Linked DNA regions of Homo sapiens: region 1 is linked to region 2. A link is a loop called in an ENCODE intact Hi-C map of the cell type or tissue named here. Cell type or tissue: mammary epithelial cell. All regions are shown on one strand.

Region 1 (2,500 bases), 220 kb before region 2:
GCCTCCCATCCACAGCCTCTCCCAAGCCTTTTCCTCTCCCCACCCCTCTGAAGCCACCCACCTGTCCTGTCTCTGCAGAGGGGAGGTGCCCTGAAGAAGGGCCCCTATGCCCGGGCCATGCTGGGTATGAAGCTTTCTCTGCCATATGGACTGAAGGGGCTGGACTGGGATGCTGGACATCTGAGCAACCGACAGCAGAGTTACTGTTACTGTGGTGGCCCTGGGGAGTGAGTAATGAGAGGGGAGCAGACTGTGGAATGAATGATGTGGTGGTGGATCCCAGGAAATGAAGGAAAAAGAACAGGATGAGGGTAGCACTCAGGGGGATAGGAGGTAAGTTTAGGGTTTGGGACAGTTATGGGGAAGGGGGTTTCTGGAGGCCAGAAGTCCTGTGTTCCCCCTCAGGTGGAACCTGAAAATGCTGCAGTGCCGGAGCTGCCTGCAGTGGTTCCATGAGGCCTGCACCCAGTGTCTGAGCAAGCCCCTCCTCTATGGGGACAGGTGAGACCAAGGCAGACTCTCTAGGAGCCAAGGATGCCCTCTTTCTTCGTGTTCCACCCTCAGTTCTCCCACGCCCTTCTCCACTCCAGTCTCTTCCCAACCTCTGCAGCGTTACCTCACCTGTTTGCCCCGTCCTTGCTTGTGAGTCTTCCAGGGGATGGCACAGTTTTCCTGTGTAAGTGTGTTTGCTCCCTCTTGCCCATGTCCAGGTTCTATGAATTTGAATGCTGTGTGTGTCGCGGGGGCCCTGAGAAAGTCCGGAGACTACAGCTTCGCTGGTGAGCTGGATTGGGCATGACCTCAGTGTAACTCCACACCACAGTATTTCACTCTATATGCCCCAACCTCCCACCTCAGGACTCCCCTGGCTCTTAAAATGCCTCTGTGGTCTTGAAAACTTTGTTTTTCCAGGGTGGATGTGGCCCATCTTGTCCTGTATCACCTCAGTGTTTGCTGTAAGAAGAAATACTTTGATTTTGATCGTGAGATCCTCCCCTTCACTTCTGAGAATTGGGACAGTTTGCTCCTGGGGGAGGTAAGGGGTAGTGCAGTTTTGGGGGTTGGGATGGGACAGGGAGATGTAGCGGAAAGGGGAAGAGAAGAAATCACTGCTCCCCTGGCCCCATTTTTCTTCATTTCTCCCAGCTTTCAGACACCCCCAAAGGAGAACGTTCTTCCAGGCTCCTCTCTGCTCTTAACAGCCACAAGGACCGGTGAGTTGGAGGGAAGAGGAGGCAAGGATGAGGCTCGGAAAGAGATGGAGAGTGGAAGCCTGGAAGGGGAGGGGCTTGCAACCCACCTGGAAGACTGTGACTGAAAAGGATTGAGGAATGGCGTAAGGAGGAACCGTTTTTTACAGCACTGACCCTATATCATTTCTCTTCTTGCCCCAGTTTCATTTCAGGGAGAGAGATTAAGAAGAGGAAATGTTTGTTTGGTCTCCATGCTCGGATGCCTCCCCCTGTGGAGCCCCCTACTGGAGATGGAGCACTCACCAGGTCACTGGTCCAGGGGGGATGGGGGAAATTCTCAGGGTGTTAGTCCTGGGGGGTATATGTATAGAGATGGGGAGGTCTTGGGGGTGTCCGGGAGGGGGCTGGGGGGATAAGGAGGCCTCTTACAGCTTCCCTTCAGGGCAGGGCCCTGGGGGAGGGGTCTCACGTCCCCTGGGGAAGCGCCGGAGGCCGGAGCCAGAGCCCCTGAGGAGGAGGCAGAAGGGGAAAGTGGAGGAGCTGGGGCCACCCTCAGCAGTGCGCAATCAGCCCGAGCCCCAGGAGCAGAGGGAGCGGGCTCATCTGCAGAGGGCACTGCAGGTACTGGAGCAGGGGGAACCCGATGGAGCAAATGGTGGGGTGTGGGAAGGAGTCAAGGATTATCTCTCAGTCCTTTGCCCCCTCTTCTAGGCCTCAGTGTCTCCACCATCCCCCAGCCCTAACCAGAGTTACCAGGGCAGCAGCGGCTACAACTTCCGGCCCACAGATGCCCGCTGCCTGCCCAGGTCAGTGCTCCTCTGCCCCTCCCCCACAAAATATGCTCCCAATTATTCACATCTTCTGGACTTTATCACCCAGAATTCTTTTCCCTCTCCCCCTTGGCTACCCACTTCTTGGCCTAGACCGACTTCTAGAACTAGTGTCTGGTAGCCAGTATTCTGGGGAAGGGAGTCCCTTGGGGGTAGTGTTTGAGCTCTGCACTTCCCAGGGGGAGAAGGTCCTGTTCCCCTGCTTCAGGTCCTGACTTTCCCCACTCCAACCCCAGCAGCCCCATCCGGATGTTTGCTTCCTTCCACCCTTCTGCCAGCACCGCAGGGACCTCTGGGGACAGTGGACCCCCAGACAGGTGAGATTCTGTCTTCTATTACCAGTGATGCTCTTCTTCCCCTCTATGTGCTCAAGGCTCTTAGTCTCTAACACTGTTTCTCTGATTCACATGTGCTCTCCATTTCTGCCCATTTCTTACAATTGCCTTCTCTCCCTAGGTCACCCCTGGAACTTCACAT
Region 2 (2,500 bases):
TGAATCTTCTAAGTGATTGACAAGGTGAAGCAAGTCATGTGATTACAGGATAGGCGGCCCTTCCCTTTTAGGTAGCCGAAGCAGAGAGGGAAGGCAGCATATGTCAGCGTTTTCTTCTCTGCACTTGTAAGAAAGATCGAAGACTTTAAGACTTTCACTATTTCTTCTACCGCTATCTACTGCGCTCTTCAAAGAGGAACCAGGAGTACGGGAGGAGCATGAAAGTGGACAAGGAGTGGGACCATTGAAGCACAGCACCACAGGGAAGGGTTTAAGCCTCCGGATGACTGCGCGCAGGCCTGGATAATATCCAGCCTTCCACAAGAAGCTGGTGGAGCAGAGTGTTCCCCAACTCTTCCAAGGAAAGGAGACTCCCTTTCGCGGTCTGCTAATTAACGGGTGCATTCCCAGACACTGGCGTTACCACTTGACCAAGGAGCCCTCAAGCGGCCCTTATGTGGGCGTGACAGAGGGCTCACCTCTTGCCTTCCAGGTCACTTCTCACAATGTCCCTTCAGCACCTGACCCTATACCCACCGGTTATTCCTAGGTTATATTAGTAATGCAACAAAGAGTAATATTAAAAGCTAAAGATTAATAGTGATTGCTAATTGTCCATGATCATCTCTATATCTAATTTGTATTATGACTATTCTTATTCTATTTTTTTTATTATACTGAAACAGTTTGTGCCTTCAGTCTCTTGCCTTGGCACCTGGGTAATCCTCCACCCACAGCCAGTGTCTGGGGCTGGGAGCCAGAAGACCTGGGATCTGGAACTTGCTGTTCCATTAACTTGTGTGACCTGGGCGGGTCAGTTTCTCCTCCATGCCCCAGGGACAGTTTTCTCATCCACAGCTGAATGGGGGTGGGGGGAGGGTTGTTCAGGGTCCCTCGGGGATTTCCCCAGTCTGTCATTCCCCCAGTCTGTCATTCCCCCTCCCATGGTGCTCTGATGGTGGCCAAGGTGGTAGGTTTTGAGTCAGGCTCCTTGATAGTCACCTGCCCCACTTCTATCTAGCTCCCTTCCTCCTCCTTATCTAATCTTTCCAGACAGCACTGACCCACCCTGCTACCTTTCCCATGGCGCCCACCTGGATCTCAAAGTCCACGCAGGGTGGAATGGGGCAGAATGGGATGCAGCTGTCTTCCTCTCCTACCTCAGATCAAGGTCTTGGGGTGTAGACCCCGTGGGCATTTCAGGGACTGTGCCCTCCTGCAACCCTAGAACAAGCTGTCAACCAGCTCCTCTCCAGAGGGCCCAGAACAGCCCTGCCTGCCCACAGGCCTCCAGCCAGGACCCTTTCCCTGTAGCCCCATCCTCCTGCTCCCTCTGCTGTTCAGACTGGTCTTGTGCCTCCCAGTGGATGGAAGGCGCACTGCAGGGACTGTTGTCCTCTGGGCTCCTGAGCCTCTGCTGGGCTGGTCCTGGAGGGGAGAAGGGGACACACAGGTGTAGACAGGGCTCCTGTCCTCGGCACTCAGCGTGGTCGCAGGAGATCCCAGAGGGTGGGGACCACACCCAGCACATAGTAGGCTCGTGGTGAGGTCTGTCGAGTAGATGGAGGCCTGGGTTGTGTCTGTGCCATTCTCTGACCAGCTGTGTGGCTCAGGGGTTCCATCCACTCTGTGGGCCTCACTCTGGACTGTGGTAAGAACACAATGAGATACTGGATGTAAAAACGATTGATAAACTATAGAGTCGCGCGATGGAGGGGCAGTTTTTTTGTGATCTTGGCTGGGGTACCACCGGCCTCTAGGTGAGGGGCGATGCCGGTGGTGGGCGTAGCGGGGCGTGGGCAGGGAACCACACGGGAGCCTCAGCTTGGCCTTGAGATGGCAGGAGTGGGATGGGGCGTCATCCTAGTAGAGGCTGGACAGTGAGAGATCGGTGGGCTGGTAAAGGGTGGGAACAGGTCTTTTCTGGGGCCCGTGGGTGGAGGGACCTTGTGGGGAGGCGTTGGCGAGAGGGGGGTGAAGCGAAGCGGCCACTTACCCCTGTAGAGCGCGGCTCTGGTTTCAGCGCCCGGTGCGCACTCAGCAGGGCACCTGTGGTCCGGCTAGTTTGATAAACACAGGTGCCCGCCATGAGGAAGAGTCGGGGTGGGGCGCTAAGGCCAGGGACGTCGGTGCCATCAGGTGGGGAGGGGTACCCCGGGGCCGCCCTCCGCGGGCAGACGAGCGGGGGAGAGCAGGAAAGCGCGGGCGCAGCGGCACATCACCCGCCCCGCCCCCGGGCGCGTCTGGCGGAGGCGCGGCGTCCTGGCAGCGGCCGGCAGTCGGAGGCAGGCCGGGGCGAGGCCGCGCTGGCCCTCCCTTGGCGGCGGCGGCGCGTCGTGGGAGACGGCTGCACGTGGGACGGCGAGTTTCGCTTCGCCGCGGGGGCGGGGGCGGGGCCGGGGCCGGGGCCGGACGCCCGGAGCTCGCGGGCCGGGCCAGGCTGGGGGCGGGGCGGGCGCGGGGCGGGCGCGGGGCGGGGCCGGGCCGGGCCGGGGCGGGG

Evidence for each region. Hi-C counts contacts between places; a loop is a spot of excess contacts. Peaks named below come from ENCODE experiments on the same cell type or tissue, not always from the same donor. Only the 100,000 strongest peaks of a DNase experiment are listed, where the experiment ranks them.
Region 1: it touches region 2 in a loop (2.2-fold over the local background); 5 of 110 quality-filtered maps call a loop at or near these places.

What each region holds. Positions count from the first base shown.
Region 1 is chr6:33,413,331-33,415,830 of GRCh38, forward strand. PHF1 (PHD finger protein 1) reads left to right here. Exons shown (of 15, transcript NM_024165.3): 6 at 79-227; 7 at 406-501; 8 at 711-779; 9 at 913-1,036; 10 at 1,147-1,214; 11 at 1,395-1,499; 12 at 1,625-1,814; 13 at 1,905-1,999; 14 at 2,260-2,340; 15 at 2,480-2,500. Among named protein-coding and RNA genes, the nearest start is that of CUTA, 3.5 kb to the right of the region's middle. In mammary epithelial cell, a CTCF peak has its summit at 1,480 (motif pointing left); no DNase peak of the experiment used is centred here.
Region 2 is chr6:33,631,368-33,633,867 of GRCh38, forward strand. All of the region lies in intron 1 of ITPR3 (inositol 1,4,5-trisphosphate receptor type 3), which reads left to right. ITPR3-AS1 (ITPR3 antisense RNA 1) reads right to left here and starts at 2,378. Exons shown (of 2, transcript NR_134628.1): 1 at 1,997-2,378; 2 at 1-1,646. LOC124901305 (a long non-coding RNA gene) reads left to right here. Exons shown (of 2, transcript XR_007059550.1): 2 at 72-604. RefSeq lists a silencer at 2,168-2,497. In mammary epithelial cell, a CTCF peak has its summit at 1,361 (motif pointing left); a DNase peak (open chromatin) is centred at 2,324; H3K4me3 peaks cover 516 bases.